Regions from separate parts of the Mus musculus genome. Here region 1 is linked to region 2. A link is a contact called in ENCODE POLR2A ChIA-PET data. All regions are on one chromosome and are shown on one strand. The core of a region is the stretch at or near the end of the contact, and the rest is flanking DNA. Distances in the headings are between cores, read along the strand shown.

The links. ChIA-PET counts read pairs that join two places held with the same protein, here RNA polymerase II (POLR2A).
Region 1: POLR2A ChIA-PET joins it to region 2 with 13 read pairs in Patski. The contact joins the promoter of Rasl10b here to the promoter of Pex12 in region 2. POLR2A ChIA-PET finds 5 or more read pairs at or near these places in 3 of 5 experiments (Patski and embryonic stem cell).

What each region holds. Positions count from the first base shown.
Region 1 is chr11:83,408,096-83,411,337 of GRCm38, reverse strand. It overlaps Rasl10b (RAS-like, family 10, member B), which reads right to left and starts at 1,650. Exons shown (of 4, transcript NM_001361568.1): 1 at 1,457-1,650.
Region 2 is chr11:83,297,375-83,300,377 of GRCm38, reverse strand. It overlaps Pex12 (peroxisomal biogenesis factor 12), which reads left to right and starts at 1,401. Exons shown (of 4, transcript NM_001364762.1): 1 at 1,401-1,666; 2 at 1,825-2,062; 3 at 2,337-2,890. The coding sequence starts at 1,937. It also overlaps a transcript of Ap2b1 not described here.

The sequences.
Region 1 (3,242 bases), core at 401-2,900, 110 kb before region 2:
TCATAGGTGAATGCCTCCCCCCAGGCTGTCCTGGTTCACAACACTCAACCTACGATTATGTATGTATATGTGCACAATGGTAAATAAAGGGCAGGGTTTGGAGCAAGAACCATCAAGGTTAGACTCCCAGCTCTGCCATTTATTTAAATAATTTAAAGGATGACCTTGGCCAAGAAACTTCATAGGTATTGTGAGGTTGTCCACGGAAAGCCCAGTGCCTGGCACAGAGAAGGTATTGCAATGAACCGTGGCTACTTGTCCTCTAAGGTTTTCCCAGACGCTCAGTTGAACCTCCTGGCAATCTAGGAATGGGTCACTATCTACAGTTGCATGGGCTCATAAACTTGCAGTGTGTGTACCTGGGCATCCATATGTCCATATGCATGTATATGATGCCTTTCATTTTATTGAAGAACAAAAATCCATCACCAATAAATCAAGACCCAGAGACTTAGGGAAGGAAGCCACCTTAGCTAAGACTAGGACTCTAATCTCTCTTGTGCCTGCCTCATGCATGTCCCTTCCCCAACAGGTGCTCCTCTGAGCCTGCTTCCTACGGAGACAAAACTAACGCTACCACCACGCACAACCCTTCAGGTCCCTAGGCCTCTGGGGCATCCCTGGATGCTGCCAGCTTAGCAAAGAGGCTCAGCTGGGTTAATTACATAACAGCACGAGCAGGTGGGGATGGGGGAGTCCTGGGCCTTCGAGAGGGCAAAGAGCAAGAAAGAAGAACACGGACTCACTCTGGGTGTGGCAGAGGTTTCAGGATGTATCCTATCTGCAGATTCTCAAGCCCCCAAACCAACTCTTTTTGAGTAGTAGCAGACACGAAAACCAGGTACAGTCTGGGAGTCAAGAAGTGGGTACAAGAACAGCCCCCTATGCACTGGCAAGCCTCTGGAGCTACCAGGCCTAAGTGTGGCCCTGTCCCCAACTCAGAGGGAACAGATGCCCCTTCAGTTCTTCCCAGGCACAAGTCCTGGGTCTAAGCAGTTTACTAAGCCCACATGCCTAGTTATGTGGGGGTGAAAGGTCTGTCCCAGGAAGCAGGGCCCAGGCCCCCTGAGCTTCCCCAGGGCCTGCATTCTGCAGTGAGTCTGCAGACAGCTCCCGGCAAGAGGCAGGGGTCACACACTCGGGCCACAGTCTCTTTTTAGTCCCTTCCCCGGCCTGGACATCTTGGGTCTCTACCTCACACTGGGAAGGTCGGGGGTTCTGAGGATCCTAAAGGCCGGGCCGTACGTCCTCGGGTGGTGAGTCCCTACCACGTCCGCGTGGGGGTGGGGGCGCCGGCGGATGCCGGGCTCCCAGTGACCCGATCGGTGGCAGGTGTGGGGGCTGCAGGAGCCCCGCTGGCTGCCGGCTCCAGCTCCACTCCGGCTTGCCCGCTGCCCCCTCCCCGGGCTGCCCCTCACCCCGCGGTCGCCCCGCTCCTCCTCCTCCTCCCGCTTACCCGGGGCCGTCCCGGCTGCCTGCCCCCTGCCCTGGCCGGCGCGGCCGCGCTCCCCCCGGGCTCCGGCGCTGCCTTGGGCTCCCCCGCCCGGGGGGAGGATGAGGGGCGCCGCCCGCGGCCCGGGCGCGGCGGGCTGGGGCGCGGGGGGCCGCAGCACCGAGGGTCGCTCAGCTGCTCGCCCTGCGGAGCGCGCCGCCCCACTCGCGCCGGCGGAGGGGGAGGCGGGCGCGGGGGGTTCCGCTGGGTCCCCGAGCCCGACGGATTCACTGGGGCGCCGCGGGACCAGCTCCCCAATCCCTAACCTCAACCTTCAATCCTCCCCTACGCCCCCGACCCCCGCGACTCTCCCCTGGGAGAAATTAGCTCGAGCCTGGACGAGTTGGGGGCGGGGACGAGAAAGGCCCCGGAGCCTCTGCCTTCATTGCGACTCCCTTCCCACACAGCCTCGCACCCTGCCCTCGGCAGGGCTCGTCCCCTCCTCCCCACGCTGTCCTTTTGACCCTTACCGATACAGTCAGTCAGTGACTGGCAGATGCCCAGCGTGTGTCCTGCCCTGGTTGCTGGCATCCAGATTCTTGCTCTTCCACCCCTGAAGGACGGAGTAGAGGGTGGTCACTCTCACCCTTCACTGCGGCAGGGAACAGCAGGCCAGGCTAGTGCCAAGCAAAGCTGGTCCCCTGCCAAAGCATGACCTCCACTCCTCTAAGGCTGCGGATCCCTCTCCTTTGAGATCCCAGCATTTGCAGGGCTTGAGGGTGCAGTTCCTCTTGTATTTAATCTAAAATAGTCCTCACCAACATATTTTTATCAGTAGGTAACATTCCAATGTGGTAAGAGCTTTGCCTAAATCCTCAAGTTAAATTCCCAGAACATTCCACGAAGGAGGTTGTTTCCCCCATTTTACAGATGAGATCACTGAGGCTGAGAAAGGATGAGTAACTACTTTTACTTAAATGCAAAATGGAATGCTAAGGCTGTGTCACTAGCAGGGCAGCTTTGCTTCGGAAAAGCTCAGCAGAGGGCTCACATAGTCCAGTGGAGAGGCCACAGACAAATTCCTTTGTGAAGTCAAAAGGGGTCTTAGAGGGCAAATCAGGTGGGCCACTTCAGAGAGGTCAGCTGAGGCTAGGAGCAACTGAGAGTCCAGAGACCTGACAGAATGCTTCAGGCTGGAAGAATGGGGTCAGAAGAGGCTGACAGAGGTTATGACCCTGACTGCTTCTTGTTCCCCTAAAAGGGTCTCAAAGACCCCCGTTTTACTTTTCTTGTTGGTGTGGCAAGTACCTGACAAAAGCGACTTAGTTTTGGCTATTGTGATGACAATAGACACATCTATTGTAGCCAGAAGGCAAAGTGGTGGGAATGTGAGGTCCCTGGCACTGTGCATGCAGCCTGGAAGCAGAGATGCACGTTAGCGTTAAGCTCAAATTTCAATTTCCCCTTTTGCCTTTTTAGTCAGTCCGTGGGATGGTGCTGCCCGAGATGCAGGTGGAAAACCCCCTTCAGTTAAACGTCCCTGGAAACACACTGACATGCCCGAAGATGTGTTTCCAAGATGGCTTCAACTCTGGTGAAGTTGACAAGGATGATTCTCTCTCAGAGACCCAAACCACCAGGAGTGTCCTCACTCCTGTACTGGATGGACAAGGGCCCCTGAAACAGTGCACCACCGCTGGGCATTCGATGCCTTTAGAGTGGTGGGGAGAAACAAGCCTGGTATCCATCCACCAAGGGTTTTCCGCATGGAACTGAATCCTCCAAAGCTATTACCATGGGTTCCATCTAT
Region 2 (3,003 bases), core at 152-2,651:
GTTTTTGCTATTCACTTAAAAGCATAAACAGCTAGAGAGATGCTCAGTGGGCTGGAGAGATGGCTCAGTGGGCTGGAGAGGTGGCTCAGTGGGCTGGAGAGGTGGCTCAGTGGGCTGGAGAGATGGCTCAGTGGGCTGGAGAGGTGGCTCAGTGGGCTGGAGAGGTGGCTTGGTGGGCTGGAGAGATGGCTCAGTGGTTAACAGCACTGGTTGCTCTCGCAGAGGACCTGACTTTGGTTCCCAGCACACACATGGTCTGTAACTCCAGTTCCAGAGAATCAAACATACTTTTTTGACCTTTGCAGTTACCAGGCTGCATGTGGCACATACATATATGTGCCAGCAAATACTAGTACAACCTAAAAATCTTTTTAAAATTAAGACCCCATTGGTTAGCATGCGATATTTACCAGATGCTTTATGTAGTTCTCGGGTCCTTAAAACTCAAGGCTGAGCACGAAAGCCAACTTGAATGCTAGCCAAGGATATGTACATAAACCTTAAGACTCTTAAGCTGAAGCCGGGCGTTGGTGGCGCATGCCTTTAATCCCAGCACTCGGGAGGCAGAGGCAGGCGGATTTCTGAGTTCGAGATCAGCCTGGTCTACAGAGTGAGTTCCAGATCAGCCAAGGGCTACACAGAGAAACCCTGTCTCGAAAAAAAAAACCAAAAATCAAAAAAACTTTTAAGCTGAAACAAACATTATTTAAAACAAAAATCTTTAATACTTTTTAGAAATTCAACAATTGCACTTCTGACAGTGACTTTAGTGAAGTATGGATCATACTTTAGAACTATAAAAAAACTTCAAAATTTAAATTGAAACTAAAACCAATCCCTTTATAAGGTTCTCATTATACAAACCAATTGCCCACTTTTATACCCTAAGGTCCTCTAGAGCTGAATGCTACTATTCAGTTCGAGAATCATAACGATCCCTGCGCTGCTAATACTGCTAATACCTACTGAGCTGGAGGGCAGGAATCAATTTCATCTAGCAGAATGTGCCTAGAGCTATAACTTAATTTTACACATGGATGACAAGTTAAGCTGTCTGTAAGTAAGTAAAAAAGTAGCCGTCCTAAATTCTGGTAGGCAAGAATGAATCTTTTGTCATTTTAGTAAAACTTGCTGATAACTGACTAACACTCGGGAAGGTGGCCGACTTTGAGCTAAGCACCACCTGGCAGAAAGGACCTGGCTTGATCTCCCATGGCAACCGGCGTCAGGCAGGGACCCCAGCTCGGCACAGAGGCTCGAGTACCGCCCTCCAGGAAGCTTCGCTCAGAGCTAACCAGGAACAGAATGCACTCACTGCACTAACCCGTCGCCTCGTCGTCAGGGGGGCGGAAACGGAAGTCCCAGTTGGTCATAGAGTTCCCGAGTTCCGGCTCAGGGCTACATTCGATGCTAGAGCGCCTGTCTTCCGCCCGCCGTGTGGAGGTCCTCGGAGCTTCTGTTTCCGGGTACGGTTTCGGTCACAAAGCCGAGACCTCCTTTCGCAGGTGGCGTCACGGGTCCTCTGCTCCGTGCCCGAGGTCAGCAAGCAAGGACGGGCGCTTCTCAGGCAGCCGCCGGAGCCGGGCCTCGCAGCTCCCGGACTGCGGTTCGAGCGACACGTTTCTTGGCCCACTCCCCGCCTCCGAGTCACGCTCTGCCCTGTGAGGTGCAGCATTTGACAAGTCATTCCCCAGACCCCACGTGCCACGTCCCCAGCTCCGGAGTTAACAGTCCTTACTTTGAGACTCCCTCTCCTCCGCCTCCATATAAGCTCCCCCCACCCACCCCCGTTGATTTTTCACTCCTGTAAAATTCAATTTTTAGTTTCAGGTGCCATGCAGAAGGACTAAGACTCAGCACCCGTTTGATACAAAAACAAGTTCATGCTCACTAGAGTGTTCGTGGGAAAAGTGAATCCCAGTTCACACAAGACACAATGGCTGAGTATGGGGCTCACATCACAACTGCTTCAGTGGCGGACGACCAGCCATCCATCTTTGAGGTGGTAGCACAGGACAGTTTAATGACAGCAGTGAGACCCGCTCTTCAGCATGTGGTCAAGGTAAGGTATTACTTCTCTGAATCGTTTCAGGGACGACTGGATAAAACTCCAAACATTTTACTAGTAACCCTAAGTTTGCAATGATCGCCATGTGTCATTTGTATCCAGGACTTAATGGGCATCCATTCAAAGAGCTCTGTACTCCATTCCTATGACCTCAGGAACTCAGACTATACCCCAAAAGCCAATTACTTAAGCCAGGTGTATTGAATTTAAAAGGAAAAGGCTGATGTGAATACAAACTGAAGACTGTAATAAAATGTTTTTGCATCAGGTTCTTGCAGAATCAAATCCTGCGCACTATGGCTTCCTCTGGCGGTGGTTTGATGAAATCTTCACTCTGCTAGACTTCCTGCTCCAGCAGCATTATCTTTCTAGAACTAGTGCCTCATTTTCTGAACACTTTTATGGCTTAAAGCGGATTGTGGCAGGGAGCTCGCCGCATCTTCAGAGACCGGCCAGTGCTGGTCTTCCCAAGGAACACCTCTGGAAATCTGCCATGTTCCTTGTCCTTCTTCCCTATCTGAAAGTGAAGCTAGAGAAGCTGGCTTCTAGCTTGAGAGAAGAAGACGAATACTCTATTCACCCCCCTTCTTCTCGCTGGAAACGATTCTACAGAGCCTTTCTGGCGGCCTACCCTTTTGTTAACATGGCCTGGGAAGGCTGGTTTCTTACACAACAACTGCGTTACATCTTGGGGAAAGCTGAGCATCACTCTCCCCTGCTGAAACTGGCTGGAGTTCGGTTAGCTCGACTGACAGCTCAGGACATGCAAGCTATCAAACAGAGACTGGTTGAAGCCAGTGCAATGCAGGAGCCCGTCAGAAGGTAAGGCCATTCCTAAAACCCCTTTATTAACAAAATTTGAAAATTTGTACCAATCATCCGGTCTACCCTAGCTATTAAGTCACAGAAGTTATTCCTCACATCCATAAAGCATG